2 separate regions of the Homo sapiens genome follow, and region 2 is linked to region 1. The links are chromatin loops, found by intact Hi-C in ENCODE. Cell type or tissue: breast epithelium. All regions are shown on one strand. Each heading gives the region's core, and the rest is flanking DNA. Links, peaks and the distances in the headings are about the cores only. Region 1 overlaps DOK6 (docking protein 6). Region 2 has its middle 28 kb from the start of CCDC102B.

Region 1 (2,927 bases), core at 151-2,650:
TTTTTTTTTTTTTTTTGAGACGGATTTTTGCCCTGTCACCCAGGCTAGAGTGCAATGGCGTGATCTCGGCTCACTGCAACATCTGCCTTCTGGGTTCAAATGATTCTTCTGCCTCAGCCTCCCGAGTAGGTGGGACACTGGCGTCCGCCACCATGCCCAGCTGTTTTTTGTATTTTTAGTAAAGACAGCATTTCACCATGTTGGTCAGGCTGGTCTCGAACTCCTGACATCATGATCCCCCTGCCTCGGCCTCCCAAAGAGCTGGGATTACGGGCGTGAGCCACCACACCCGGCCTCAAAGCACATTATTTCATTTGATCCTCATATCAGCACTGAAGGTGGACATAGCAGAGTATATTTTTATCAGGTTCTCACAGATGAGGAAATCAAGCCTTGGAAAGGTTAACAGAATATAACTGAAGGCACAGGGAAAGTGCTGGCTCATGCAGAAGCGGAGTCGGAGCGGTCTGATTCATTCTCCCATGTCATTTCAAACCACGATTGCTCAGACAATATTGCCCTAGGCACATTGCGTATTATAAATTATTAACCTAAAGGATTATTATTAAAATATCCTCCACAGAGTCACCAGATAGACATATCTAAAATTTAAATCTGTTTACTTGCTACATTAAAAAACAACTCCTTGCTGCCTGTAAGATAAAGTCCAATTTATTTTTTGACATGACATAGAAAACACTCCTGGTTTTGAGCTTTATCTGACTTTTAACAAACTCTCTGCCCACTTTATTCTTACTCTAATCTCCAGCAGCTAAAATCCGCTAAGAAGGAACCATCCGTGCTCTGCCTGTGCTGTGCGTCGTGGAGAGTAACCTGACCCCTCTATCCTCATGCCAACCTCACACTCTACCTTAAAGAAGTCCAACTCATATTTTATGATTCGCCGTGCAAATCATCTTCTTCAGGAAGCTTTTCCTGAGTCCCTACAATTAAACTTGGTGCCCGTTTGCCTAGATAGGACTGTTCTCCAAATGTCTCATGCTCCCCTTCATTTCCTGCACCCAGCACAATCTGGAAACCTTATCACTAGTTCCCAAGAAAGGGCTATGAACAGAAGGGACACCTGCTGAAGCCAAAGCATCTATTTTTTGATGTGAGTGTTGTCCTAATTGCCTAGGATAGTTGCCCAGAATCAGAGTGGACTAGCATGAGTGAGAGATCAGTTCCAGTTGCATAAACCACGGAGACTTTGTTCATCACTTAAGGATAAGTGATGATCCTAATACTTGATCCTAATAGTGGTACAGTGATAAATGAATAAATAGCCCTAAGATACAGGGCACTGAAATAGTGGCTGGGCCAGGGATGAAGGAAACTAGTAAGCAAGCTGGGAGAATGATATTTAGCAGTGAGATATTCGGTAAAGCTCTTGCCTCTTAGTAGAACTTGTGATAACTTGGTAGGCCGATTTCATGTCTTAAGAGTTTCTATAAGAACTTTAAAGTAGTTTTTTCCAATTCTGTGAAGAAAGTCATTGGTAGCTTGATGGGGATGGCATTGAATCTATAAATTACCTTGGGCAGTGTGGCCATTTTCAAGATATTGATTCTTCCTACCCATGAGCATGGAATGTTCTTCCATTTCTTTGTATCCTCTTTTATTTCATTGAGCAGTGGTTTGTAGTTGTCCTTGAAGAGGTCCTTCACGTCCCTTGTAAGTTGGATTCCTAGGTATTTTATTCTGTTTGAAGCAATTGTGAATGGGAGTTCACTCATGCCATCCCATTACTGGGTATATACCCAAAGGACTATAAATCATGCTGCTATAAAGACACATGCACACGTATGTTTATTGCAGCACTATTCACAATAGCAAAGACTTGGAACCAATCCAAATGTCCAACAATGATAGACTGGATTAAGAAAATGTGGCACATATACACCATGGAATACTATGCAGCCATAAAAAATGATGAGTTCATGTCCTTTGTAGGGACATGGATGAAATTGGAAATCATCATTCTCAGTAAAGTATCACAAGGACAAAAAAACCAAACACCGCATGTTCTCACTCATAGGTGGGAATTGAACAATGAGAACACATGGACACAGGAAGGGGAACATCACACTCTGGGGACTGTTGTGGGGTGGGGGGAGGGGGGAGGGGGGGAGGGATAGCATTAGGAGATATACCTAATGCTAAATGATGAGTTAATGGGTGCAGCATAGCAGCATGGCACATGTATACATATGTAACTAACCTGCACATTGTGCACATGTACCCTAAAACTTAAAGTATAATAATAATAAAATTAAAAAAAAAAAGAGTTTCTTGATTGTATGGACAAATGTGAAATTTAAAAATAAGAGGCTCTATTCTCCCTGTTGAAAATGGGCAATTGTCCTTCCTGTTTTTTAGGGCATATAACTTTAGAAAACTTTCGGTTGTAAGCACTTCCTCCTCTCTTTGAAATGTAAATAATTCTTCTGAAAACCAGATAGGTCTTTTGTCAGCTTTAAGACCCTAAAATGCCTTTCTCAAGGACTCATGAACCGTGCCTTTGACATGTAAATCTGAAGGGAGATGCACCCCCATCTCCTAGTTTCTGTAACAGAGAGGGTGCCTAACTTCAGGTGCTACTTCTCTCCAACTTGCAAAACTGTCTCTTGTCATAAAGATACAAGAAGTTTGTTTTTCCTCTGCATAAAGCCAATTAGCCAACACAAATGGTTACCCCAGTTACAAGGATGAGGCATGTGTGACAAACAGTGCTGTCAAGTTCTCTCGCTTGAGACCAGTAATTGTTTACCTTGAGAACCTGCATGTATTGAGTTGTACCTGGATGGCTATATCAAAGGGTGGTATTCTCCCTCTGTCTGCAGTTTCTTAGCAGAAATAATGGAGTGTTTTTTTTTTTTTTAATCACATTTATGGAGAAGATTTCTGCATTGGGAGATTTTGTTTTT
Region 2 (2,927 bases), core at 154-2,653, 940 kb after region 1:
CTGCAGGACCATTTACCTAAACACCACCATGCAGCCATTGATAATGTAAACAGATTTTATGTTGTTTTGCCTGTTGCATTTTGGAAGGTCAGGCACAAGATCCCAAATCTGGGAATTCCCCAAATCTATCTTCTCAGTTGAAAGGTCTCCTTACTCTATCAGCATTAATATCAATCTAGGTCCCTGCAGAACCATTTATTTTAACCTACTGATTGAACTTCTGTTTCTTTCAGGGTGATGCAGTATTTGGTATTTTACCATATTAAATATTCTTCCTTTGATGGTTTAAAACACCATGCTGAGTACTCTGAGCTTCGCTCTAAATCTGTAAAACTCAGCTTGTTAAATTCACAGAAAATTCTTTCTTCTTTCTTCTACAAAGCCTGGCTCTTATGCATCAAGATATATTACAACTTTGAGATTTAAGAAAAACTTTACAAAATTACACAGGCTTCCTTGTAATAAAATGCATCAACCATCCTATTAAAAACAATGTACACAGGAATAAATCACTTTTGACTAAATGGTACAGGAAGAACTGCAGTGAAAGGAATTGCTGAAAATCTTTCAGGTTTTACTGAGCAGAATATGATCTAGTTAATTTTTCACCATAGGTTGAATTATTAGCCACAATTCTCCCCCCTCTGAGGTAGGAGGATGCATCCACAACCTTGCCTTGGCGTCATGGAAGCAGAGTACACTTCCCCAATTCAATAAACTTGTCTTATCCAGTGGAATAAGGTAAGTTGCACCTTGTTATTTCTAAGCCCATGTCTTAAAAGAAATTAAGTATTTAGTCTAGATCAACTGACACATGGATACATAAGAAATAAATGCTAATTTTTGTATGCCACTGGAATTTTGAAATGTTTGTTAGGCAGCAGTAGCTGACTGATACTATGTGGAATACACAACTAGGTGTTTTGTTTTTCTTGTATTGCATCAACTAGTGGAGATTTAAAAGCAAAAGAAACTTAAGGAAATCATGATTTCTTTAACAAGAGATTTCTTACCTCTTAGTGAAATATTCACATGGTCCCTCAAAGGTGTATGCAGAGGAGCCACTATAGTCATCTGATCAAATCTTTCATTAAATGTGGAGATGCTCTTCTTTAAGGTTTTAGAAAAGTTCATATGGTCTCTGCTTCCAACACCTAGTCCAAGCTATCATCTTTTCCAGCTGGACTAATGAAGTAGCCTCTATACCCACCTCCTGGAATACTCCCTTACTGCAACCTATTCCTCTCTAATCTGTTCCTCATCCTAATATATTCAATGCAAATATGACCATATTGTTCTACAGCTTAAAATCCTTCAGTGCTTTCTCATTTGTTTCAGGAGAAAAGCCAAACAGTTCAATATGTCCTTTAAGGATCAACATAATCTGTTCCCATTCTATCTCTACAGCCTCAGTTTTTGATTTTAGCATCGGTCTGTGTATCTTAGCCAGAAGAATTACTTTCAGATTATTGGAAGAGATCTTGCTTTTTTTTTTGGTAACTCATAGCCTTCCTTATTACTACTCACAGTCTTCTTGCCTAGCTGCCAGTGAGTTTTGCAATCCCGTGTTGAGAGTATGTTTTCCACTGCCAACTAGTTACTCTGGTTTCTTGTTGAAATCAGAGCCCAAGGCTTTGATTGGAGGGAGGTTATCTAGGGATCATTCCAGGAGGAACCGTAGGGTTGGAGAAAATGAGAGGAGAAAAGCAGAAGATGAGGTGTGCTATGGACCTAATTGTGTACCCTTTAAACTCATATGTTGAACCTCTAACCCCCAATATGATGTTATTTGGAGATGGGGCCTTTGGGAGGTAATAAGGGTTAGATGAGATCAAGTAGGTGAAGCCTTCCTGATGGGAAGAGCATACTTATAATAGCTTTCATCCCCTTCTGTGCTTATGAAAAATATATTTACCCATCGATTCAATCTTTTTTTTTTTTTTTCGAGGTGGAGTTTCACTCTTGTTGCCCAGGCTAGAATGTAATGGCACGATTTCGGCTCACCGCAGCCTCCGCCTCCCAGGTTCAAGCCATTCTCCTGCCTCAGCCTCTTGAGTAGCTAGGATTACAGGCATGCACCACCATGCCCGGCAAATTTTGTGTTTTTAGTAGAGATGGGGTTTCTCCATGTTGGTCAGGCTGGTCTTGAACTCCTGACCTCAGGTGATCCACCTGCCTCGGCCTCCCAAAGTGCTGGGATTACAGGCGTGAACCACCGAATTCAGCCATCAATTCCATCTTTACATTTCACCTTCCTTGCTACCTCATTCCCCTTTCTTCTAGTTAAAATTATGCCTTTGTGATAACTTCCATTACTTGTTATAATAGTTTAAGAAATTCTTATCCATATTTCCCTCATCAGCCTGAAAGCTACTTGACAGAGTAAACACTATATCTTATATGTTCAGTGCATACTAATCCAATAAATATTAATTAAATAAAATAAGAAATAAATATTGATATATCTATTTATATAGTTTTAACCTAAAAGTATAGCTTATATGGTATTTTGAGGCAAGAAAAATAATTTGCTCATACATATTTAATTTACATTAAACAAAAATATCAAATCTCACTATATTGAACTTCTGTGATTTTGACTTTGGTAACTAAATATTATAATTTGCTATTGAGTAGTTACATGCTAAATAATTTATAAATTGTGCAATGTTTCATAGGAAAGTAATCAGTAATGCAAAATAAGAGAATATAAGATCAATAAGGCACTCAGCTTCAGACCCCTGGAAGAAGACAAAGAATAATGTCATGACTGTACATGTTTAAGTATAGAAAGTTTATTCTAAGTGATATTTACCAGCTGCTCTTCTGATCTGAAAATTAGAATATAAATGGTGAAACCAAGAGTATCCTCTGGCAGAATATGCAGTTAAACCCTGGAAAAGGCTATCATTAGGGGAATAACTACT

The links. A loop is a pair of places that touch in the nucleus more often than their neighbours do. Peaks named below come from ENCODE experiments on the same cell type or tissue, not always from the same donor. Only the 100,000 strongest peaks of a DNase experiment are listed, where the experiment ranks them.
Region 2: it touches region 1 in a loop (25-fold over the local background); 1 of 110 quality-filtered maps calls a loop at or near these places.

Annotation. Positions count from the first base shown.
Region 1 is chr18:69,705,873-69,708,799 of GRCh38, reverse strand. All of the region lies in intron 5 of DOK6 (docking protein 6), which reads right to left. Among named protein-coding and RNA genes, the nearest start is that of CD226, 240 kb to the left of the region's middle. RefSeq lists an enhancer at 2,163-2,927. In breast epithelium, for the core only: no CTCF peak of the experiment used is centred there; no DNase peak of the experiment used is centred there.
Region 2 is chr18:68,768,272-68,771,198 of GRCh38, reverse strand. It overlaps a transcript of CCDC102B not described here. Among named protein-coding and RNA genes, the nearest start is that of CCDC102B, 28 kb to the left of the region's middle. In breast epithelium, for the core only: no CTCF peak of the experiment used is centred there; a DNase peak (open chromatin) is centred at 1,578; H3K27ac peaks cover 427 bases.